7 separate regions of the Homo sapiens genome follow, and regions 1, 2, 3, 4, 5 and 6 are each linked to region 7. The links are chromatin contacts, found by Hi-C or POLR2A ChIA-PET in ENCODE. All regions are on one chromosome and are shown on one strand. The core of a region is the stretch at or near the end of the contact, and the rest is flanking DNA. Distances in the headings are between cores, read along the strand shown. Region 1 overlaps OGDH (oxoglutarate dehydrogenase). Region 2 overlaps NUDCD3 (NudC domain containing 3). Region 3 holds the start of PPIA (peptidylprolyl isomerase A). Region 4 holds the start of STK17A (serine/threonine kinase 17a). Region 5 overlaps COA1 (cytochrome c oxidase assembly factor 1). Region 6 holds the start of NUDCD3 (NudC domain containing 3). Region 7 holds the start of UPP1 (uridine phosphorylase 1).

Region 1 (3,176 bases), core at 557-3,056, 3.4 Mb before region 7:
CTGTAATCCCAGCCCTTTTGGGAGGCTGAGGTGGGTGGATCACCTGAGTTCAGGAGTTTGAGACCAGCCTGGCCACCATGGTGAAATCCCGTCTCTATTAAAAATACAAAAATTAACCAGACACGATGGCGGTGCCTGTAATCCCAGCTACTGGGGAGGCTGAGGCAGGAGAATCACTTGAAACCGGGATGGGGGTTGGGGGGTGGTTGCAGTGAGCCAAGATCACGCCACTGCACTCCAGCCCGGGCGATAGAGCCAGACTCTGTCTCAAAAAAAAAAAAAAATGGTATTCATTTTTTGACATGGTACATCCTGCACACATCTGACACTCTTAGGAAAATGTTTATGTGTGGTAAGAACTTCATCAGAATCCCATAGCCCCTTGCAGGGCTCAGAAGTTGGCCTTTTGGGAGTGAGTGCTTTCCCGCACCCCTCCCCTGGCCCAGGACCCCTCACTCCTTCTGGCAGCTTCCTGCCCCTTGAATGTCATTTACAACCTTGCCCACTTACCTTAACATTTTAACCTTTTCCCCCTTATCAGTGACATTGTCATTGGTGGTCAGAGAATTAACTGTGTGTAACTGTATATTTGAGGCAAGGCAAGGGGACAGATATTTTCCTTACGTTATTAGTTGTGCAACAGAAGCCAATTAAGAGATTGGAGAGATGAATAACACTAGTGATGGGTTGCAACTTGGGTGTGGAGCTGGGCACACCCACGTACGTCATTGTGACTCAGAAGTCCCTGTCACCGCCCTGAGCCAAGTACTAAAGTAAGGCCCAAATACCACACTTACTTCATAAAGAAACCAAAGTCTGACTGCCTCCATTTCTCATGAGTGAAAAACTGTTTCTATTATAGGAAACTTAGGTCTTCAGTGTGTTTGATGGTAGCATGCTATTAGATTGTGTATTCTCAAGTCTGATTTTCCCCATTACTGTGCTTTCTCCTTTTCACTTCTGCTTTGTCACTTGGAATGTTTCTAGAAGTAGAAGTCACTGCCCCTGCCTACATCAGACTGCAATTCCGGGACATCCAGGCAACAGCAAGGGATAATTAGGAATAAATTTGGCTGGAAGAAAGGGAAAATGCAGCTTAGGCAGCCTAAACCAACAGGCTTATTTTTCTCACTCAGTAAGAGAGCTGAGGTCGCCTGACTCAGCTCAGGTTCTCAGTGAGCCATCAGCCACCAGGTGCCACCTTTCAGTGAGTGGGCTTCTATCCCTTCCAGGTGTCTCTTCATGCTCCATGGGAATTAGATGGGACATGCTTTGACTCTCTCTTCCAGAAGCTTTCTCTTCTTTTTGAAGGGGCTTCTGTTTGCGCTGGGTGGTCAATGACTCAGCCTAGTCTTGATTTATCCCCCAGGATGGGGACAGACAGCAGGGGAGAGATCTCAGGTTGAGATGAGTGTACAGTAAGGGCTGGGAGTATCAGAAGGGGAAACGCTCTCCCAGATAGTGACAAAGCTAAGCGACCATGTGAAGGGAGAGGACAAACATCCCATGGAAAGAAGGGTAGCTGCCAGGCCTGCGGGAAGGAAGGAGCATGATGCTGGGGCATGGGAGCAAGTGGACAGGGAGGGCTCTGCAGGTCCCCTGGAACCTAAAGCCAGGGGTTATGGAAGGCAGATCCAGATTCAGGTGTTCAGAGGATGAGGCAGGGGTGGGTAGTTTAAGGAGCTGGAGAAGAGGTATCTCCTTGGGGAGTGGAAGATGTTAGAGAGATACAGGGTTGCAGGACAACAGGGAGGTGGAAAGAGAGTGGGGGATGGACTGTGGCATCTGGGCCCCACCAGGAAGGAAGTGGCCCCATTGGTGACTCATACAGGGAGGGGTGGGGCCAGTGGGTGCCTGGGAGCTCTGGTACTTGGGCAGGTCTGGCTTCCTGCTGCCACATCTGTTGGGAGGTGAAGCCTGCAGGCCAAATAATGACCTTCATTTTCAAAGCCTTTTTGAATAAATAAACTTTTTTGAGGTTTAACTTACATATATTAAAATTCACTTGTTTTAAGTGTTTAGTGCAGTAGGTTTTGCCAAATGTGTGCAGTCACTACACTCGATACAAAACATTCTATCACTCAATTCAAAAACCTTTTAGTATACCTCCAGGTCTTGGCGCAAAGAGGGCTTGCTGTTGTTGGGTGTGGGGGCTCACCCAGTCCTGGAGACAGAATGGGCTCTTTGTCTGAAGGTGGGGCAGGGTGCTCCCCCAGTGGTGTGGGAACTGAGCCAACTGGAGAGTGAAGTGGGATGCATGGTGTAAGATGAATAAGGGAAAGGCTGCAGAAGTTGCATTCCCAGCATTTTCCTTCCCGGGGATTCCCAGCAGCTCAGCAGTACCGGTATGAACCAGTTTTTTTCTGACTGCCTCCAGCATGAGCTGAATTTCCGTCTGTGCAGTTATCCTCAGCCAATTGAAAATCACCTGGAGTTGTATTCCAAGCACAAAAGAAGGTCAGAGAGTGGAGGCCCGATGATCATGATCGCCCTGTCTCCAGGGCCTAGGCTGGAAGGAGTCCTGCAGCCTTTGTGGCTCAGGACCAGAGAGCTGACCTTGACCCTGACCTTGTGATCCCAGGCATCAGTGGCTGGAAATTCCTTTCATTTTATTGTTGAGCCCAGAAGCGCCCAGCTCTCTTTGGCAAGGTTAAGCTAGGGTAAGAGGCACTGTTACTAGAGTGACCAGAGTTCTTTAAGCGTCGCTCTGCTATTACTCAGTTAACCTTATTAATACCCTGCCTGGTGACTGCTGTGTGTAAATTCTGCCTGAGCCCACATCTCTCCAGTGGGAATATGATTGACATTCCAGGTGCTCTAAGTAAGTTGGAAAAGCCCACAGAGAGCCTCAGTAAAAGTTAGCTATACCTATCCCTGCTGCTATTGGTGGGTTTTTTTTGTTTTGTTTTGTTTTACTATTTTAATTGTTATTCAAAGCTAATTTTATTGAAAAGAAGTAAACTTGTGATTTTGCTATGACTTTTGGCTCTGGATCCAAAAGTGAATATTGTCCCCTAGGATAAAGGAGGCTGTCTGTACAGCTGGAGAGACTCTTGATCTAAGGTCTTGCTCTTGGGTGACTTTGCCCTGTGTTTCTGGACACTTAATGGGTTTTACGAAATAGAAGAAAATGTTTTAGGGGTTTAATAAAGTTTGGGTTGTGCTGTTCTCCAGTA
Region 2 (3,333 bases), core at 442-2,941, 3.6 Mb before region 7:
TGACAGAAAAAAGGAAGCCACCAACAATAGAATGATATGCTTCCTTTTAACAGGAAAATTTAACGAGAACAAAACTGATCATACTCTTCAAGTTAATATGGAGTTTTAACATAATATCAATTAAAGTCCCCAAGTGGTATAATACAAAACTTGATCAAGTCACAGTGGAATTCATTTTAAAGAAATCAAACAATATTAAAGAACAGTCTTGAGCCCTTTAGTAGACAATGGAATGGTATATTTAGCCTACAACATTAAAGCAGAGAGAAATTTCTAAAATCTAACATAAAGAAAATCACTGAAGGCAGTATCGATGTGGTAAAATCCCCACACTAAATTCAGTGAATCAACTGATAGAAGAAAAGCAGTGAATAAGAAAATGTGAGGATTTGTAAAACTACAGAAGGATAATATCCAGACTCCCATCAATGAGTAAGTGGAGTTAATGAGTTAACAAAGTAGGAAATAACAACAGTAAATCACTGTGTAGAAAATGTAATCTTTCTATAAATAAAGAAATGCAAAGTAAACTATAAGCTATCATCATAACTGTTTAACTAAAATTTTAAAACATATTTCTTACCTGGTATGACTAAGTACGGCCTGCCCTAGGAAGGAAAGCATATAAGGCCATTATGAACATGCTCTACTGCATTAGCAGGAAGTGGGCAGCTACCACAAGACTCCAAATAGTATGCCAGACTCTACCACGTGCCCTTTTTAAAAACCCACCAGCATATATAATACTTACCAACACCAAAACTAGACTAACCAAGAAAAAAAAAATTTACCACTGACTACATCTGGGGTTTTAAGCCACCTGAGGTTCTAAACCTATTTATGTCACTATTTCCCCCTCAAAAAAATAAACAGCTATCTCAAAAACGTAATATGAAGATATGAATGAAATTAAGATGAAAAGGATAGGATGCTTTAATTTGGGGGGAAAGAAAGAGAAAACAAAAGTTTAAACCCTGGATCCAGTACTAACTCTAACCTATACTAAATTTCACAAATACTATAAAACATTACTCCAAATGAATTAACTCTACACTAGTCAACACTTGGCAAAAACGCTTTTTTGCAAAATCTGCATTAAAGGATTTTAGTTTTCCTCCATTGGAAAATCTTTCATTATTTTTAAAAATGTATTTGAACGGTGTGATAATTCTTTTCTCCTACCACATATCCTAGGTAGTCCTAGACAACAGGCCTAAAAACCCGACGGGTTCAACTCTGCTTATCTCAAAACGCTCCTTCAAGACTATACCCCTCCCAAGGGGATTCTCTGGACACAACTCAAATGCTTTCTTCTATCTCCTTGCCTTCCAGGAATCCCTTCCTCCCTTCTCCTGGCTTCTTCGGCCCTGCACCCATGAAGGCCAGCACAGGCATCACCTTCTCCAGGAAGTATTTCTGACATTCCAGAAAATGGGTCTGGACCCTTCCTCTGCATTCATCACATGGGATTGCAACAGTTTGTCCAAGCTCCCCCTAAACTGTGAGCCCCTTGAGCATCTCCCACTCTATATGTCTGACTGCTAGAACAGAGCCTGAAACATCATAGAAGGTATGCCACATATACATGGGATGGGAGGATAGAAGGGCAAGCTGCATATGAAGAGAAGTCTTCTCTTAAAATCAGTGTGATCTGCAACAGGAAAAGGCTGTCTCCCTGTGGGGGGAGGCACACTCATAAAGACTAAATCATTTCCTGCCTGTTAGGGATGCTATGGGAAGGACAGAAAAGCTACCATGATTGAGTCAGCCGCAGACACATGGTACAATCTGACCTATACCATTGAAAGTGAAGGAGCCTTTGAAGAAGCACCAAAGAGAGAGAGAAAGGAGTCTTTCACCAGCCATGTGACATGCAGAATGGCCACACCTCAGCCATAATGGTTGAAAGGGGGAGGAAACAAAGAAACAGAAAGTTTGGGATCCGGGCCCTAACCCAGACTGTGTGAAAGCTCATTTTCTCAAATGCCAGAAATGCTTCCTAGAGAAGGTGGTGCCTGTGCTGGCCTTCATGGGTGCAGGGCCACAGAAGCCAAGGAGAAGGGAGGAAGGGGTCCTGGAAGGCAAGGAGGTGGACCGTGTAAAAGCTGTCCACAGTTGGGATGGACACAGTTGGGATGGGACAGTGTTCAAGTGCCTGGCTCCGTGGTAAATAAAATCAGGGCTCACATGATTCAGGTGCATAGGCAGGTGGTCCCTGAACCCAGGTAGTCTCCCCAAGAGATGTTCTGAGGCAGTCCACAAATATAGCACATGCAAAGCATATTATCAAACTCAGAGGACTTCCACTGCTCTGAGATAGGAATTATCAGGGACATGTACACACACACTCTCTCTCTCTCTCTCATATATACACACATACAGAAAGAGAAAAAGAAATGCGTATTACCTCTCTATCTTTAAGAATATTTAAGGTAACTTTAGTCAAGGAGCTGGGTACATTTTGCTTACAAACAACATTTCATGAATTGCTATGAAATTTTATAGAAGCCTAATTTCCAGGGCTCGAGTTACAGTTACTGAACAAATGTAACCATAATGTGTGCCACTAGCATCTCAACCACATAATTACCCAGAAAAAATTAACAGATACATAACTTATACTCTAAAATCCCCTAATGACCACATGTTCAGAAAATGTTCCTAAATAGGAAAACACTGACCAATATTATTAGCTTAACTTTTCAGGGAATAAAGACATCATAAAGCAGATTATTCCAACTTTTCAAATATGAATGAAAACAGAAAACTCCTACTTGATCAGCAGCTCTCAAAGGGAGGGTAGGCCCTGCCTCCTGGGAGTTTGGGAGTGTGTGGGCAGCGTTAGGTGTCCTTGGGGCAGTCAATGGGCACTGTCCCCTGCCCTGCATTACCTTCACACATCCCATTAGACATGCAGGTAGACAGAAGCTGTTTAACATTCTTCTGAGCCTGTAACCTAACTCAATTTTAGATAAAAACCCAAATAATTTTTTGCATGCTTTTATTATATCATGAATTTTCCAGGAATACAACATGTCTGATTCTGGCCTTTACTAAAATGTAATTGCCTTTTTGAAAATACTCATCACCAAAGCAACACTGCCTGTGTATTCTGGGTTACCAATCAAGACACAACCAGGCTGTGTGTGTGTGTGTGTGTGTGTGTGTGTGTGTGTGTGTGTGTGTATACACAAAGATACAAAAGATTTATAGTATCTTTTGCATTGTATGAGTGCCCATGGCCCTCATGAGATAGCTGCTGGCACTGAATATATGACACTAAGCGAAGGCTACACATGCAGCCTGGGTGTGTCTTGACCCCGATAGGGTCAG
Region 3 (3,417 bases), core at 688-3,187, 3.3 Mb before region 7:
CCAGCACTTTTGGGAGGCTGAGGCGGGTGGATCGCTTGAGTCCAGGAGTTTGAGACCAGCCTGGGCGATGTGGCGAAACCCCATCTTTACAAAACACACACACACAAAATGAGCTGGGTGTGGGTGCATGCCTGTAGTCCCAGCTACTTGGGAGGCTAAGGTGGGACGCTTGCTCGAGCACGGGAAGGGGAGGTTGCAGTGAGCCGATAACACACCACTGCACTTCCAGCCTAGGTGAGAGTGAGACCTTGTCTCAAAAAAACAAAAAGAAACATTAAATAATATCCTTAATATTGCAACTTAAGTGACAGCCCAGGATATATGAATTCCCTTGTAAGGTTTTCTTAACAAAACACCAGTCACATAAGTGCATTTTATTTTATATTTTTGTTTATTTATTTGAGACGGAGTCTCTGTCTCTCAGGCTGGAGTGCAGTGGCGCCATCTCTGCTCGCTGCAACCTCCACCTCCTGGGTTCCAGCGATTCTCCTGCCTCAGCCTCCCGAGGGGGTAGCTGGGACTACAGGTGCGCACCACCATGCCCAGCTAATTTTGTATTTTTCGTAGAGATGGGGTTTCACCATGTTGTCCAGGCTGGTCTTGAACTCCTGACCTCAGGTGATCCTCCCGCCTCGGCCTCCCAAAGTGCTGGAATTACAGGCGTGATCCACCGCACCCGGCCTATTTTTTGAGAGAGGGTCACACTCTGTCGTCCCGGCTGGAATGCAGTGATGCGATCACCGCCCACTACAGCCTCGACCTCCGGGCTCAAGCAATCCTCCCCGCCCAGCCTCCTGAGTAGCGAGCGCCTCGACGCCCAGCTAATTTTTATTTTTATTTATTTTTTTGTAGAGACGGCGTCTCTCTAAGATGCCCAGGCTGGTGGCCGGTGTCGAACTCCTAAGATGAAGCGATCCTCCCCGGCCTTGGCCTCCGCGCCTCCTAAAGCGCCAGGTATGAGCCACCGCGCCTGGCCTACAAGTGCATTTTAATTAAAGTATTATTAATGTCTTTGCCTGAAGAAATTCGCTTTTAAATTGTGACTTATCTTTCACCCAAAAATCAAAGCACAATTCAGCCCCGAGGCGGGGGCGGTAGGAGCTGGGCGGGGCGGGGGCAGGGAAAGACCAGGAGCAGAGATTCAAAAAGAGTAAGAGGGCAAAATGTGCATAATGCATCTTCACAGGTAAGAGCCTGGCCAGGCTCCTGTTTTAATGGCTTCCTCCTGAAGAAGATTCAAGCAGAGTGTAAGATATTTTCGGAAAGTAGAGCATTTTGAAAGCATTTCATAATCTCTCAAAACCGGAGACTGCTCCTGTCCCACCTCGTTAGAGAAAACAGCGATGCTCAAAGGCAACCTCCTTCCTGACATTGCCTGGTAGGACGCGACGTGGTGTTTGCCCGCGCGGAATGCGGACGCAAGGCTGCTCCTAGGTCTCGGGGACGCGCCATCCCCATTTCCGCTCGCGGAGGCGTAGGGTCCGGGCGCGGGACCCCAGTCGACCTTGACTGGCGGCGCGACCTTGAGGCCTGCGTTCGCCTCAGTTGCCCCCTCTGTGCAATGGGGAGACGCGCCTCATCGCTTGACAACGGCCGAAGAGCCGCCGCGCTTCCGTCTCCCGCGTGCGCGCGCCATGCTGCCCACCCCCGTTCCGCACTGACCCTCCCCCGTGCCCCGCGTCCCGTACTGCCGCCCCGCCCCGAGTCCCATGCCGCAGCCACCGCGACGGAGCCCGCAGGCGGGAACCTGCCTCCGCGCGTTAGCGCGCACGCGCGCCTCATGTGTCGTCCCCATCAGCGCCGGCTTCCGTCTATAGGCCAGATGCACTGTCACTCTGGCGAAGTCGCAGACCCGATTGGCCGGGACGGAGGCGCGAGACCGGGTTGCGGGCGGGGCCGAACGTGGTATAAAAGGGGCGGGAGGCCAGGCTCGTGCCGTTTTGCAGACGCCACCGCCGAGGAAAACCGTGTACTATTAGCCATGGTCAACCCCACCGTGTTCTTCGACATTGCCGTCGACGGCGAGCCCTTGGGCCGCGTCTCCTTTGAGGTCGGGCGGGCGGCGGCGTGCGGGAATGGGGCCCAGAAAGTGGGCCGGGGTCGGGGTGGGTGGTAGCGCCCCAAAGGCCCGGGCGCGGGGCGACCCTGCTTGAGGGGCGAGCGCGGGCGGGCTGCGGCGCCATTTCCTGACGAGGGGCCATTTTGGGAGGTCCGCGAGTCGCGGGGAGGAGGCCGGGACGGCGGCGGACAAAGGCAGGCGGGGCGGCTGCGAGGCCGTTGGGGGAGGGGGCCCGCGTCCGCCCGCCCGCCTCATGTGGCCGCGCCCTGTCCTGTCCGACGCACGTGCTCGGCGGCCGCGCTCAGGTCCGCGCCTTGAGAGTCGTTGGGCTCCGCCCTAGCTTGGCCTGGGCGCCGCAGACCGGAGCCAGAAGCACGCTCGCGGGGGCTTGCGACCGCCTTCCTGGGAAGCTGTCCCCTGGCAGGCATGGGTGCTTTACATCCTGAGCTGGGAAGCTGTTTGCTTGAGGGTTTTTCTCAAGGATCGAGGCGCGGTGTGAGCCCGTCCATGCTCGGTCCTGTAGATCCCGGGAGGCCATGTTATAAAAGGAGACTTGCTGGGATGTGACGGGTTGCCACTTGAAATATCTTCCATTTGGATAAAGTAGGAATATTTATACATGTGCCCCAAACGTCCCTCCGTGTCCCCCACCCCCAAGCGGAAATGTGAAAATGGGCCTTGCCTTTGCTGGTGCCCAAGGACCGCCTTCCACTGCAGTGACGGCGCTGGCGGGGGAGGCGCTCTTGAGCCCCTCCCGATTGTCCCTCTGCCTAGCAAGCAAGTTGCGACTGGCCACAAGGCAGGCCTCTTCCGACCAAGGTGGATTACCAGTGATTACCTAATTAGTTTTGAGAGCGTTAAATGAGTTCTTAAAGATCAGTTGTAATTATAGCATAGTATCTAAACTTGGCGCGTGTCTTCAAAGTTAAATATTGAGTACGATTCCGTTCCAGTTAACATGGATAGACCTTAGGGAGTAGCGAAATAGGATGTTAGTGGTTTTATTCCTTTAAATCACATCTCAAAAGGCCACCAATGGCTAGTTTGGGATCTTATTCCGAAAATAGATTGATCCTCATGCAGTCTTCGTGAGGACAGAGCGATTTCCTTGTTGCCTACCCTGTCCATAGTGCCTGGCACATAGGCACTGAAACACTGCATGTTAATCCACACCCCACCCCACCTATGAGTGTAGTCAAAGCTGGTAAGTGACAAGGGCTTTCGTGGAAACTTGGCCTGACCTAATGTTGGGCATCAGGTTACCCAAAGAGCTTCAGGGAAATGAGAAAGGACTTGCAGGTCTTGATGAGAATGGAGGGGTAACTGCCAATGAGGGCTTTGGCTTTAGCGAAAGTCTG
Region 4 (3,389 bases), core at 776-3,275, 4.5 Mb before region 7:
GAAAGTTCTTTCATATCTCTTGTATGTCATTTTTCATATTTTGTTTTGCTTATTAGCTTCACTAATTCTTGCTTAAGTTGTATCTCATCTGTTATTAAGCCCATAATTCTGTAGTAGTTTTAGTTAGTGTGTTTTTTTCTCCAATTCCAAAATTCCATTGTATTCTTCTTTGGAGTTTCCAGTTCTCTGCTGAAAACTCTTTATCTTGCAATTTAATTTCTTGAAGATATTTAACAGAATTATTTTAAAATCTGTCTTTAAACTTTAATATCTGGATCTTCTGTGTGTTTATTTCTGTTTTCTTTTTCCCTTAGTTTTTAAGACAATTCTGTGTCCTTTGTTTAAATTAAGTTTCAGACATGGTGTATAAAATATTATATGGGTAATGTGTTGCTCTGAATGATGCTTTTTTTCCCCAGAGAGAATATTTACTGTTGCCATTTGAAGCTGGTTTTCAGCCCTTGGGTCTATTTCCCGTTCATCCACACCCCTAGGGTATAGCTCTTCGGAGTCCCAGCTGAAAGCCTAGTTGCTTACCAGCCCCTCATCATAAATAGGTCCTAAACTCCAATTTTTTTTTTGTCTCCCCAACCCCATGAGATGACTGAAAGCTCTGCTTACTTTCTCACTCTTTCAGCCATGGCTTTAAAATCATCAAATACCTCATGGGAAAAGTGGTGGCTTTCTGAGCTGCCTATCTTTCCAGGATTTCAGTCATCCAAGTCCTTGCTGGGAGAGGAAATTTTTAACTTTTGTCAACTTTTCTATTTTTTCTTAGTGAGAATATTGAACACAAATAAACTAGTATATCAGTGCCAGAAGCAAAACTCCACTGAGACAGTCTGAGTAGAGCAGTGGTGTGATTTGGTTTCGATTTTTAAAAGATCACTCTCATTGCCTTGAAAATGAACTATGCGACATTAGGGAGAAAGAAGGATGGAAGCAGGTGGTCCAGTTAGTAAACTATCACAATAATCCAGGTAAGAGATAACGATGGCTCAGGCCATGGTGGTAAGGTGGAAATAGAGAGAAGTGATCAAACGCCGCATCTAGTTTGAAGGAAAAGACAAGAGGGTTTACTGACAAACTGGAGATGAGCATGAGAGAGGAATCAATGCTCATCCCAAGATTTTTGGCCTGAACAGCTAGAAGGAAGGAGATGAAGAAAACTGAGACGGGGAAAGCTGGGTAGGAGTGCATTCATGAAGACCAATCAGCAACTTACTTTTGTGTATGTTAAGTCTGAGATGCTAATTTGACATGTAAGTGGAGATGCCAAATGCATAGTCAAATACACCAGTCTGAAGTTCAGGGAATATTTGGAAGCTAGAGATACAAATTCTGTAGTCATGAGCATATAGATGGTAATTAAAGTCGTAAGACCGGATGAGAGGACCTCGAAAGTAAATATAGAGACGACTACAGACAATATAATAGTGTCTATTTCATAGGGCCGGTGTGCAGGGTTAATAATATTTATACAACTCTGCCTCCAGACCCCTCTCCCAGTGTACGGAGATCAGGATCTCATCACCCCTCCCCACCACGTGAAGTCCTGCTTACAGCTCAAATGCCTTTTATTAACCGAAGTGCCTCCAGACCCCTCCCCTCCTCACCACGTGAAGTCCCGCTTACAGCTCAAATGCCTTTTATTAACCGAAGGTCAGCTTTTGTGACTCTCAGACGCTCAACAGGTGCGCAACTCTGCTAACGCAGTAGGCTGTCCTGGCCAAAGGGTGGTGCTGTGAGTCGCCTCCAGCCTCCGGGCCGTCCCGAAAGCTGCACCTTCTCCCCCTGAGCTGCAGAGGGCGCGCGTGAGGCATCGGGCGCTCAGGACCCCGCGGGAGCTCAGCGAGGGGGCGGGCGGCCACGGAGTGAGGCCGGGGCGGGGTCGGGCGCGGGGCGGACGTGGGGAGGGGTTGGCCGGGGCCAGAAGCAGGGTGCAGGGCAGGCGCGGGGCGGTCACGGGGGCGGGGCCGGTCGCGGGGCGCGGGGCGGGCCCGAGCTACCGGTAGTCTGCCTGCCGCAGTCCGAGCGCCGCGCTGGGGAGAGCGGGTGTTTGAAGGCTCCGCGGACCGGCACTAGGAGCCGGGGGCGGGTCCGTGACCCTCCGGCTGCTCGGAGTGAACAGGCGGCCAGGAAAGAAGCGGGCCTGAACACCATGATCCCTTTGGAGAAGCCAGGCAGCGGCGGCTCCTCCCCAGGCGCCACCTCAGGCTCGGGCCGGGCAGGCCGGGGTCTGAGCGGGCCGTGCCGGCCGCCGCCGCCGCCCCAGGCCCGCGGGCTGCTGACAGAGATACGCGCCGTGGTGCGCACCGAGCCCTTCCAGGACGGCTACAGCCTGTGCCCGGGCCGGGAGCTGGGCAGGTGAGGACGGGCGGGGCCCGGCGCGGAACCTTCCCGGACGCGCGGGGCGGGACGTGGGCGCCGATAAGTGCCGGCGCCGCGGCGGCGAGGCTGAAGTGGCGTTGCTGCTGCCGATAACGCGCGTTGTGACTTGGCACAAACTTGGGTGCCGACGGCAAGTAGGGCAGCCGAGTCGCACCAGCGCCCCCTCCACGCGCCGCGCCCAGCAAGCGAGTGGTGGTAACTCGATGGCGGTCCCGGAGGCGCGGACACTTTCCTCAGCCCTTTCGTTCTCTGTGGCGTTTCGAATGGCTATTTAACGAGAGAAGGTGCGGGCCGCGCTCTGCCTTTCACCCCGAGCAGCGGGTCTGAAAACCAGAGGTCTGTGGAGCCGACTTTGCATTTTTCCTTCAACTCTTGCGACTTTCTTGGTCTGCCTGTGTGGTTTTAATAAAATACAGCATCCGTTGTGACCGCTTCCTTTGCACCGGCGCTCTGTTACCTTGTGTCGGTCTTCTGCTGAATTCATTTTCGTTTTCTTGGTTGGTTTTCTGCCGTTTTAGTTCTAAAGCATTTAGGTCCCTTTGCTTCGAGTTTAGATTGGTTTCTTTCGTGGGCGCTTGGCCCTTTTCTCGCTTTTTACTTTGCTGGGAACCGATTCTTGCCTTCTCCCCCCACCCCACGCTAGCCCACCCTTTTTTTGTGGGAGTAGAGAGAGCTTACAACTTGGTCTGTAAAGTTGCAGGTGCAGGCTGTTCGGATGCTTTACATTTTGTATGCTGAAGAGGGGTGATCGAGTGATTTTTGTGGGGTTTGGCGACTCTTCCTTGAGAACAGTTTGAAGAAGTTGTTAAATACTCTGGCTTTGGGGGCAGACCTGAGTTCATATTCGTGCCCTTCTTGCTGTGTTTGCCTTTGGAGGGGTTAGACTCTCCAGCCTCACTTTCCTCATCCGTAAAATCGTATAATGATGACAGTACCTACCTCAGAGGTGGCCTGAAGATGCCATGCTTGTCAAGCGCATACCACTGGGCTTGCCACAT
Region 5 (3,318 bases), core at 652-3,151, 4.4 Mb before region 7:
CTTTACAAATTCAAATTTGAGTGCAGTGGGGCTGGAAGCGGCATCTGTCGGGATTTTGCCATCGTGGTCTCTGCTTTTATTTTCTGCCCCTGCCAGAGTTCCTTGCTCATGGTCCCTCCTCCATTAAATCAACAGCAGAGAATGAAAGTGCAAAAAAAGTCTGACAATGCTGGACGCACAGCCACAGCTTTCCCCACCTGTGAACCATCTGGTATTCCCCTTCCCTCTGTCCCTTCTTTATATAATCTCAGAATCTTGATGGAGCCCCTGTGTGTGCACTGGACTGAAAGCCCATCGTGCTTTGCTGGGCTTCTTATGCATATTAGTCCTGGTCCTTTTATTTGTACTCGTTGCTCCTGGAAAAACTGAGATTACAGGATACAGAGGAAGCTATAGCCAACGAAATGGTGGACTAGCCTTTAAAATCACCCTCTCCTCCTTTCTCTAATCTAAACAAAGCATCTCAAGTATTTCCTCTGATGGAGGAGCAGGAGCAGGCTAGGAGGAGGTCAGGCCGCAGGCGGCTAGCAGGATACTTACTTTGAATGAGGTAATACACAATGGCAAAGCCCCCGGCATAGAACACACCGTGGAAAAGGATCCTTGCTCCCAGAGGCATTGACCGCCTGCTTCCTGCATACTTAAAAACAAAAGATACAAATTTATTGTAGGATTCCCAGTTTTGTGCCAAGGGGATTTGCCCGGCTTGGACCCCTAAAGGAAAGAAGCATTAAGGAAGCCAGAAAGGAGGCCAGACCGCCCTCCCTCATTTGCTTCCTTTCCAAATGCCAGGGTTGGTTCTGAAGCCAAACTGAGTGCCCTCCTGAGGGTGCCCTCTCGAGAGTGGCCCATGTCCAGGACCCATGCTGTGGGGGCCCTGCCACCCCCAGCCAGCCCAGCACAGAGCGAGCATTCAGCCCACCATCCTGACAGACACAGCCCAGACTGTGTGCCAAGCCCCGCATGGCCAGGAAGCACAACCACTTTGTCTCAGGCCAACTGGTAAACAGGAAGCTTATCCTTTGTGGCAATGGCTGGTCCTGTAAGCCTGCGAATGGGCTGGAGCTGTCACTGGCTCCTTTCATATTTTGAAAAATGCACCACCCTTGGGATGAGGAAACTCTGGTTATGACTCAGGCTGAATGAACAGATGGAGGGATGCCAGCTCGGTAAATACAGCATACCATCCATCCACTCTTATAATATGTAAGAGTATCAAAATGAGTGTAAAGTTAATTACAGTAATGTGATCTGGGAAAAGTCATTTAGTTCTCATAATGAAAACGGTCAGAGCATCTCTGAAGAATGTATTAGTCAGATCTTGCTTAATTTGAAGAGAGCTCAACAGGGTGAGGCAGCCAGACTGGGTTATGGAGAGGTTCCCAGAGTGTTACAGCTTCCAACGCCAGCATGAGACACGAGAGAAAGACAGAGTGGGAAACAATGCAGAAAATGCCCATCCCTCCTGTGAAGTTAAAGCACAAGTGAACCCTAAAGACCAGGAGAAGCCCATAACTATTCAGGGAGTGACTTTCTTCTATTGTCTAACTCGAGAATACCCTGGCAGGTTCTAGTGGGGAACTTGGCCCTGGAACATTCCATTACCTTTTGCCACATCATAGCACAACTCTCTTGAAAATCATCAAAGGCAAGTTGTCCTGCAATTAGAAAAGATTTTACATTAAAATCATATTTTTAAAGCCCAGTTCTCTCTAGTCTCATACAGCCAAGATTTATTACCAACCCAAGCTTTAGAACACGAACAAGAAGTTAAAATTAAACTCTAAAACAAGCCTTGTCTGTGAAAGGCCCTGGTTTTTCCCCCTTCTGCTGCCAAATTAGGAAGAAAAAACAAAGCCTGCGGGTTTCCTGTCTGTGTCCTATGTAGTTTTTGTTACAGCAACCAAAGAACCGGTGTGCACAAGGGAGAACCGCAGACAGCAAGTGCTTTGACCACAGCACAAACACAGGGCCAATCAACAGGAGGCTGGACCTGCAGAAGCAAGATGCTAGCAATAAAAGCTGTACGTGACAGAGTGAAAACAGCACTTCAGAGTTAAAAAGAAACAATAGTACAGTAAACTTATACATGGACTTTAACAATATTGATAATACCTAATACTTCTGTCTCTGACTATTATGTGTCTTGTACTATTCTAAGCACTTTATATAATTCATTTAATTCTCACAACCCTTTGAAGTAGGAACTATTATCATCACGCTCATTTTGCAGATGAGTAAACTGAGGCACAGAAAGGTTAAGTAACATGCCCAAAGGTGCACTAATAAGTGAATAAGTGGTAGAACTGGGATTCAAATTCATGCAGTCTGGCTCCAGCATCTGCTCTTTCAACCACTGTGGTACACGAGCTTTAAGATATCTAATTAAAGCAATATTGAAATGTGAAAACAAACAGTGTCTCTGAGCTAAAATATATTCTTACTGTTCAGTGTAAAAGTCCTTGGCAGGCATGCCTTTCCTGCTATTTTTCCAGACAAGGTGGATACATATTTGTACCTTCATTCCTTCTTTTGTTTAGCAAACGGTTACTGAGGGTCTGATCTGGTCAGACAGTAAGAATATAAAAACAGTATCAAGATATAAGGAATTTTCCTTGGTCCTGAGGGGAATACAGACAATTAAACAAATAATTATAACATAGATCTATCACATGCAACTGCACGGCTATGCACTGCACAACCCTTGTAGGGCACCATGCACATTAGAGAAATCAAAGATTTGTATCTTTATTAAGACAGTTTGCCAACAGTTGGAAGTACTATAAAGTATCTTGAAGAAGGGATGGGGATGGTTGTCTTTTTCTAATTTGCACAAAGGTGCCTTTGGGCTAGCAGCAGCCTGGTTAGTGCAACCAGACATATGCACCAAGAGAGGAAGTAACACTCAGGAAGTGGTCAACCTTGCTGCAGGGCATCAGCGGAGGTTTCACAGAGGAAGTTTACCTTGAGAAGAGAAAGGTGAAAAGAGCAGAACAGCTTCAAATCCAGGAAATGACAAACAAAGGCAGAGTGAGCAGAAACAAGAACTGCTGAAGTGTAAAGCGCAGGAGAGAAGCCACAGGAAGCATGTCCAGAAATGGAGGGGTGAGAGCATAGTGGGTGATTACTGCTAAGAAAGACCCTCGACCCTGAGCTGTCGGACTCTGCAGATGAGGGGCTACAGAAAAATCTCTCTGGGACAGGGGTGGGCAGATGGGGGAGAGAAGGCAATGCAGCAGGACTGCCAGAGGACACCAAAGCCCAGAGCTAAGACCAAGGTAGCAAGTGTGCCGCAAAAGGGTGGTTTCTTAAAATACT
Region 6 (3,389 bases), core at 500-2,999, 3.6 Mb before region 7:
TAAGGGTTAAATAAGATAACGACCCCAGAATATAAAACATCTGATACTATACATATTACTCAGTATATACTCCTTTCTCCTCCACATCTTTCTGCAAACTACAATCAATCTAGACAAAAGTGTTCTCATCCTACTATGGAATGGTTAAACAACAGAACAGGAAGATTTGGAATCCACAAAATGAAATTTTTAGTTTCAGCTCTACGGTGAACTGGCTGTGTGTTCTTGGTCAAATCACTTAACCTTGCTGAATTGGTACGTAAACTTGAAACTTATCTGTTTCACAGAGACACTGAAGATCAAATGGCAAGACTTCATTAACCTGCCATAAGATCCTGCTAAAGGCCACCTCCAACAGCTCTCTCATCACTAAGATGGCACTTATGCCACTGACAAGGACGAGGAATAGCCTTAAGTTCTGAAATTGAATCCTAATGGAACCCCATTCCTCGTTTGGCCCTATTACCCTGGTAGCTACCAAGACATTCAAAGCTTTGGCTTCTGCTGAGGAAAGTAACATCTTACCAACCTGCAGCATGCATTAAGACTTCAGGAGGAAACATCTGAAGCATTTTATAAACTGTAACATCTAGAGAACTGAGGGAGGTATCATCAGCATTTCTATCTTCTTGGGTTTCTACAAATAGGCTTAATACTTGGCTGAATAGTTTCTTTTAATCTCATCAGAAGTCCCACCTCTCTTATAAAAACTTCACTTCTCAACCATCATTTCTATTTCCTTTCTTTACAATGGGCTCCATCAAATAATTGCCCTTAAAAAGTTTTCTATTACTTTCTGGGTTTTCTCTCTTTAACTGTGTCACAAGGAGAGAGAAACCATTACTTAAACACCCGTATCACCCTCACCTGCGGCAACTAAGAGTGTAAACTACATTCAGCAAAAGGTTGCTTACCACTACATTCAAAAGTGCCCAGTCAACTTCACTGAATGAGTATTGACAGCGTTTCCAACATACAATAAACTTAACCTGGAGGGTACGGAATTAAGCTCAAATAGAAATTTTAATAAGCACTACATTGACAGTCTTTGACCTGGGAAGTCACATTTCAAACAAGCGACCACACCCATTGATCAACACAATGCCTCCGTCATCCCCGCCAGCTCAAGTCTTTGGTAGTTCTGGGGCATGCACGTTTCTGTTGCTGTAAATGTCCTTCCTTCTGTCTGGCCTGCATGGATTTCGCTCCCTGACTAGCGGCCCCCAGCACCGTGAGGGGTACGCGCTGGCGGGTGCTGAGTAGGGCTCTTAACAGTCGGCTTACTACTTCTGAAACCTCAGGACGTCCGGAGCGAACACCTCAGCGGAATAAGCTGACATCCAATCCGCGCTTCAAATTACTGAAGCCATTCTCACAAGCTCAACCCCAGGACACCAGGAAAAGGAGGAAACAGGCTGGGAGAGCTTGGAGGAGCGGGCGCCAGGAGTCAGGGCAGGCCGGGGGCGGCGGCTCCCCAGACCGCAGGCCCGCCCGCCTCACCTGCAGCACCAAGGCCTGCGCGGCCCCGGGCGGGAAGCCCATGCGGTCCGATGGGTGGCGCAGCAAGCGATAGAAGTCTGTCTTGCGGTAGAGGAAGCCAAAGAGAACGCGCAGGAAATCCTGGACGTTGCCCACGTGCTGCAGGATGCCCAAAAGGGCCTGGTCATACAGCTCGGCCGCCCCTGTCTCCATGTCGCCTCCCGCCCTAGGTACGCTTCACACACACAGCGCCGCCTCAGACCTGCCGACTGGCCACTTCCGGCGTCCGCAGCCAACGGCTCCGCCGGACGGCGCGGCTGCGGAACTTCCGGTCCGTGCTCGTTCGGCCCCCGCGGCCCCGGGCTGTTTTCCCCAGACCCAGCTGCCCCACGGGCTTTGCCTTGAGGTGGTCTTAGACAAAAGAGCCCGACAAGGGCAGCAAGGAGGTTCCTACGCGGAAGGAAGCCCGTGGCTTCTGCTGCGCTGCGAGGGCTTGACCGCCATGTTTGAAGCGGGCGGAAAAAAATTATGGGGCGTGCAGTGTCACGTGACTGCTCGGATTTTTGTCACGTTGTCTGTGGATCCTTTCTTATTTCTGTGTTGAATTCCAGCCTGGGTATTTGGAACCTATGGTTAAAGATGGGGCTAGGGTAAGCTTTTTGTTAGTGAGCCAGAGACGGGAAAATGCGTATATGTGGGATGTATGGGTTTCTTATTAACAGATCTGTGAGTTAAACTCAGGGCGTTGCATCAGAAGAAAGTCAAGATGACGAAGAAAATAAAGAGTGCATTCAACGTATATTAAGTGGAAAGAGCTAGATTCAGAATAGAGAATCCGTATGCCATCGTTGTGAAATATGTACGTGTATGTGTGTGTATAGTATGTATATACATATATACGTCATATATACATATGTTGTTAGTGTCTGTCAAAGTATAATCTTAAAAAAGTAAAAAGCATGACACTCATACAAATATATCATGAACACATATCCAAGATTTCTTCAGCAAATTAACAATGATATGGTAAAGCTGGTTCAAAAGCATTTTGAGGAAGTGGAGATTAAACATTTTGACAAAGCATTAGAGTAAGATTAGGTTGGATACAAAGCTGGCTGGTGTTCTACAAGATGATAAAACCATAGATTATCATTTCTAGTGTATAGAAATGATTTGCACCTCTTCTAGATTAAAACATGCAAGTTAACATGTCTTCATAGTGTATAAGCTTTAATGAATTGTAAATAAAATCCAACTCAGGTAAATTGCCCTAGAACAGTGGTTCTGAAACTCTTGATTTAGGGACCATTAATCCTCTTAAAATTTGTTGAACATTCCAAAGAACATTTGTTGATATGGGTTATGCTTATCAATATTTACCACATTAGAAATTAAAACATAAAATGTTTAAATATTTATTTAATCATTTTTAAATGACCATAAAACACATTACATGTTAACATACTTTTATGCAAAAAATAATGTTCTTCAAAGCAATAAAAGTTCAGTGAGAGGAGTAACATAGTTTTACATTTTTGCAAATCTCTTTAATGAGCCTACTAGAAGACAGCAAGATTTGGCCGGCACAGTAGCTCATGCTTGTAATCCCAGCACTTTGGGAGGCCGAGGCGGGAGGATCAGGAGTTCGAGACCAGCCTGGCCAACACAGTGAAACCCTGTCTCTACTAAAAATACGAAAATTAGCTAGGCGTGATGGCAGGTGCCTGTAATCCCAGCTCCTCTGGAGGCTGAGGCAGGAGAATCGCTTGAACCCGGGAGGCAGAGGTTGCAGTGAGCCGAGATCACACCACTGCATTCCAGCCTGGGCGACAGAGCTAGACTCCGTCTCCACAAAAAAAAAGAAGACCACAAGATTCTCACATCTGCATTCACTGCAACATAATTTGCAT
Region 7 (3,557 bases), core at 195-2,694:
CTGGAATTACAGGCACCTGCCACTGTGACCGGCTAGGTTTTTTTTTTTGTTTTTTTTTTTTTTTTACTTTTAGTAGAGACGGGGTTTCACCATCTTGGTTAGGCTGGTCTTGAACTCCTGACTTTGTAATCCACCCGCCTCGGCCTCCCAAAGTGCTGGGATTACAGGTGTGAGCCACTGCGCCTGGCCGTACTTTCATTTTCAATAAAACCCTTAATTCCTTCCTTGATTTGTTTGTGTGTTTCACTCTTGTCACCCAGTATGGAGTGCAATGGCGCGATCTCGGCTCACTGCATCCTTCGCTGGGTTCAAGCAATTCTCCTGCCTCGGCCTGCCTAGTACCTGGGATTACAGGCACGCGACACCACGTCCAGCTAATTTTTTGTATTTTTAGTAGTGACGGGGTTTCACCATGTTGGGCAGGCTGGTCTCGAACTCCTGACCTCAGGTGATCCATCCGCCTCGGCCTTCCAAAGTGCTGGGATTACAGGCGTGAGCCACCACTCCCGGCCCAACCCCATGTTTTCTCAGGAACTGGAGTTCCCTTTAGGAAGCAAGTAACAGAGGTGCTGGGCTGCCCGGGCCTCTAGGTCGTCTTCTTTCCCAGGCTCTGTGCTCTCACCAGAGTGCGCGTTCGGGAAGCAGGGAGAGGACCAGGAAAGACGCCTGAGACGGAGAGTGGGCACCGGCCGGGGGCAGGCAGGTCCGGCCCCTGGGGGTCAGAGTGCAGCGCCGGTTTGAGGCAGTTCGGCCACTTAGCTGCGACTCGAAGTGAATGAGTCACTTCCCCTCCTCGGGCGAGCTCCTGGCTTTGCCCCAGCAAGCGGGAACTCCCAGGATCAGGAAGGTCCCAGAGAAACTCCCCAGGGGGGAAGCCGAGGCCGTCCAGAGAGATCCAGGGTACACACAGTGACAGTGCCAGCTCCACATTCCCGACCACCGGGCCAGGGCTGGTTCCACGCTGTCATTTCTCTCCGCTGGCCCCAGCCGCGGGGCCACCGCCAGACAGACAGACCGGGGATCCTGCCTGGCGGCGTGACCTTGGGTTAGTCCTAGAGCCGCTTCTAGCCCGGTTTCCTCCGCCCCAGGTTAGGACCACGTGGGTAAGAAGATTTCCTCTGTAGTAGGGGCTGTTTAATGAGTAACAGAACTGGCTGCTGGTTCTTTACAATTGCCCAGCTGCTCTGCAGAGGCGAGAAGCAATTGCGGGCTGAGCCTCCCGGGACCTTCGCGGGAGGGTGGAGAGGAGGAAGGCGGGGGAGGCGGGGCCAGAGGGGCAGAGGAAGGTGGGGGCGGGCGGGGCTTGTCTGCGGGATGGCCCAGGATGCGGTCAGCTGAGTTCGCCGGCCCAGGGCAGGCGGGGCCCGAGCCTAGCGGTAACCCCCGGGCAGGGCGGGGCCGCTCGCAGACTCCATATGAGATTCACCTCGCAGGTGGTTCCCTCATTCGAGTGCTCCGGCGCACAGACCCGCGCCCCGCCGTCTGCGAGCCTCCCGAGAGCCGTCCCTTCGTCCGGCCCTGGAGCATTGCGTTTGTCGCCGGTGTCGCAGTGCGAGGATGGCGCCGCGGGTGTAGCGGCTCTCTGCGCAGGCCGAGTGGTGAGTCGCCCGCGGCCCGGCTCCCGCCGTTCTCTCTTCCCAGGGGTCTAGCCCGTCCCCTGCCTTGGCCACGTGCCCATTTACCTGTAGGGGCGGTGACGGAGGCTCTGGTGCACCTTGGCTGTGAGCTGCAGAGGAGCAGAGAGCGGCCCGGCGCGGCTGCGCGGGGAGGCGGGCGCGCGGCCGGGAGGTTCTGGGGCTGGTGTGTGCGGAGCGAGGTGGGCGTGGGGGAAGCGCGCGGGCGGGATGTGCTTCCTCGGGTCCACCCCGTGCCTACCTCTCCCACGTCCCGGCGACGGAGCGCGCGGGGCTCTGGGCGGGGAGCCCACCGGGCCGAGGCGCAGCGAGGGTGAAGCCAGAGCCGGCAGGGTCAGGTCCCGCAGGGCGCAGGCGGGCGCTTCTCGCAGCCCAAACCCGGGCGGGGAGTGCGGGAACCCCTAGAACTATGCTGGGAGCCCCAGATAAGAGGAAGGAGATGGTGACTTAAGTGACGAAGTGATGTTTTGTCCCCACCGCCTTTTAAAGGGAGAAGGGGGTAAAATTTCATTTGGAGGATGATTGTTACGCGAGCTTTCAGAGTTCAGATGGCGTCAAGTGGCCATCGAGTCAACATTTAACAAAATGTTACCGCATAAAATATTGTCATCGAGTTATCTGGCAGCTCCGCAGAGAAACTTCACAGGCATATGCGTTATATGACATAATTTGCATGGGGAAGGGGGTCCCTTCACGATTCTTTTATATGGCAACCTGTTCTTGGACCTGGCAGGGCCCAGAGAAGCGAGGAACTCCGCAGCTCGTCGACACGTCTCGTCTCCTGTCCCAATTCAGGGCTTGGTGAGGTGACTCGCGGTCGCGGGTGACTCGCCGGCAGGACACTGCCTGGAACGCCTGGAGCGCCTCCCACTGCAGACGTCTGTCCGCCTCCAGCCGCTCTCCTCTGACGGTCAGTTTCAAAGAAACACAGTCTGGGATCCGGAGTAGAAAGAGGCCGTTTCCCGTGAAGGCCATAGAGGCAGTTTCCAGGCGCCTGGGTGACCTGTCTCTGCACTTCCCTCTCTGCTTCTCCATCCCTGTTTCCTTTCCCCACTGTCCCCTGCCTGGCCTTTCTTTGGCTCATTTTCTGCCTTCCTGGGGTCTTCTGGTTAAAAAGACCATTGGTTCCATTCATTGGCTGTAACCGCGGGTCTTTAAAAAACTTTGTGACTTCCTTGAATAGAAAGAATGTCTTACTCTGGATTTCTACAAGCGCTGCTGAGCCATTCCCAGGGCAGGCCTTTGTCTCTCCCGCCTTTCAGTTTGTTTGCCCATCTGCATTTTGGCCCAAGCTTTCCCCATTTCTCAGCTGCTCTTACATTATTTCTTTTTTCAGAGGCTACCCTGACCTTCTAGTCCTCTGCATTAAACCTCATCACCGCAGACCGTTTTAATTCAGCACAGGTGTATCGAGCACAAATTATATTCTTGGTTCCAATACTTTCAGCACTGGTGGGCATTCATGTTTCATTTAAGAAGGATAAATTAGTGTTTCTTTACATGGGCTTTTTGTCAAAGTGGAATTTTGTTGACTTTACTGATCTTAAAATTAACGCAAACTTATTGTAAAAACAAACAAACAAAAAAACCCAAAAACCAAAAATCAAATATATAACAGAAAATGAAACTTCTAGGTTTTCCTCTTCCCTAAAGATAAACAACAAACATTCTTCTTCCTTCTCCTCTCTCTCTCACACACATTTGCTTTTGAAATATGTTCATTCAAAAAAGTATTTTAAATGTTTACAAGCTAAGTTATTTATGCAAGTAACTTACCAATCTGATTTGAGTTTAACGGGTTAAAACTAAAAAAAAAAATCAAAAACATCTTCAGTTTTTTTTTTTTTTTAAGTAAGATGGATCTGGCTGGTAATAGGTAGAGAGCCCCAGGTGATCACCGAAAAGACTCTTCCTTGGGGAGCC

The links. Hi-C counts contacts between places; a loop is a spot of excess contacts on that map. ChIA-PET counts read pairs that join two places held with the same protein, here RNA polymerase II (POLR2A). Pooled maps may share reads with other maps.
Region 1: a loop to region 7 is called in a pooled map, with 9 times the contacts of the local background. The contact joins the enhancer-like site here to the promoter of UPP1 in region 7. A Hi-C loop is called at or near these places in 4 of 37 single-sample maps with no recorded cell type and 7 of 50 pooled maps.
Region 2: a map with no recorded cell type shows a loop between it and region 7 (15-fold over the local background). The contact joins the enhancer-like site here to the promoter of UPP1 in region 7. A Hi-C loop is called at or near these places in 2 of 37 single-sample maps with no recorded cell type and 3 of 50 pooled maps.
Region 3: a map with no recorded cell type shows a loop between it and region 7 (15-fold over the local background). The contact joins the promoter of PPIA here to the promoter of UPP1 in region 7. A Hi-C loop is called at or near these places in 1 of 37 single-sample maps with no recorded cell type and 7 of 50 pooled maps. POLR2A ChIA-PET finds 5 or more read pairs at or near these places in 1 of 52 experiments (activated T-cell).
Region 4: a map of CD8-positive, alpha-beta T cell shows a loop between it and region 7 (11-fold over the local background). The contact joins the promoter of STK17A here to the promoter of UPP1 in region 7. A Hi-C loop is called at or near these places in 1 of 168 maps with a recorded cell type or tissue (CD8-positive, alpha-beta T cell), 4 of 37 single-sample maps with no recorded cell type and 10 of 50 pooled maps.
Region 5: a pooled map shows a loop between it and region 7 (35-fold over the local background). The contact joins the enhancer-like site here to the promoter of UPP1 in region 7. A Hi-C loop is called at or near these places in 7 of 37 single-sample maps with no recorded cell type and 11 of 50 pooled maps.
Region 6: a loop to region 7 is called in a pooled map, with 7 times the contacts of the local background. The contact joins the promoter of NUDCD3 here to the promoter of UPP1 in region 7. A Hi-C loop is called at or near these places in 5 of 50 pooled maps.

The regions. Positions count from the first base shown.
Region 1 is chr7:44,637,550-44,640,725 of GRCh38, forward strand. The region is part of intron 2 of OGDH (oxoglutarate dehydrogenase); the gene reads left to right. Among named protein-coding and RNA genes, the nearest start is that of OGDH, 33 kb to the left of the region's middle. RefSeq lists enhancers at 477-987, 833-952, 841-1,368, 1,433-1,582, 1,897-2,424. Within about 2 kb of position 1,807, at least 40 of the 41 ENCODE cell types and tissues checked have a DNase peak (open chromatin) inside an H3K27ac peak, as active enhancers do.
Region 2 is chr7:44,459,805-44,463,137 of GRCh38, forward strand. The region is part of intron 2 of NUDCD3 (NudC domain containing 3); the gene reads right to left. Among named protein-coding and RNA genes, the nearest start is that of NUDCD3, 29 kb to the right of the region's middle. Within about 2 kb of position 1,692, at least 2 of the 41 ENCODE cell types and tissues checked have a DNase peak (open chromatin) inside an H3K27ac peak, as active enhancers do.
Region 3 is chr7:44,794,744-44,798,160 of GRCh38, forward strand. PPIA (peptidylprolyl isomerase A) reads left to right here and starts at 1,938. Exons shown (of 5, transcript NM_021130.5): 1 at 1,938-2,050. The coding sequence starts at 1,982. It overlaps LOC105375259 (a long non-coding RNA gene), which reads right to left and starts at 1,787. Exons shown (of 2, transcript XR_007060300.1): 1 at 1,325-1,787; 2 at 373-681. RefSeq lists silencers at 1,479-1,678, 1,769-2,038, 2,059-2,408.
Region 4 is chr7:43,581,083-43,584,471 of GRCh38, forward strand. It overlaps STK17A (serine/threonine kinase 17a), which reads left to right and starts at 2,026. Exons shown (of 7, transcript NM_004760.3): 1 at 2,026-2,367. The coding sequence starts at 2,162. RefSeq lists a silencer at 1,646-2,425 and enhancers at 2,826-2,875, 3,006-3,115.
Region 5 is chr7:43,646,995-43,650,312 of GRCh38, forward strand. It overlaps COA1 (cytochrome c oxidase assembly factor 1), which reads right to left. Exons shown (of 6, transcript NM_018224.4): 2 at 1,606-1,658; 3 at 541-640. The coding sequence starts at 1,620. Among named protein-coding and RNA genes, the nearest start is that of STK17A, 66 kb to the left of the region's middle. RefSeq lists enhancers at 1-677, 976-1,270, 1,540-2,401, 3,044-3,133. Within about 2 kb of position 1,902, at least 40 of the 41 ENCODE cell types and tissues checked have a DNase peak (open chromatin) inside an H3K27ac peak, as active enhancers do.
Region 6 is chr7:44,488,909-44,492,297 of GRCh38, forward strand. NUDCD3 (NudC domain containing 3) reads right to left here and starts at 1,750. Exons shown (of 6, transcript NM_015332.4): 1 at 1,501-1,750. The coding sequence starts at 1,692. RefSeq lists a silencer at 1,332-1,501.
Region 7 is chr7:48,087,821-48,091,377 of GRCh38, forward strand. It overlaps UPP1 (uridine phosphorylase 1), which reads left to right and starts at 1,445. Exons shown (of 9, transcript NM_003364.4): 1 at 1,445-1,598; 2 at 2,368-2,544. RefSeq lists enhancers at 448-977, 790-999, 1,510-2,039 and silencers at 1,140-1,479, 1,820-2,009.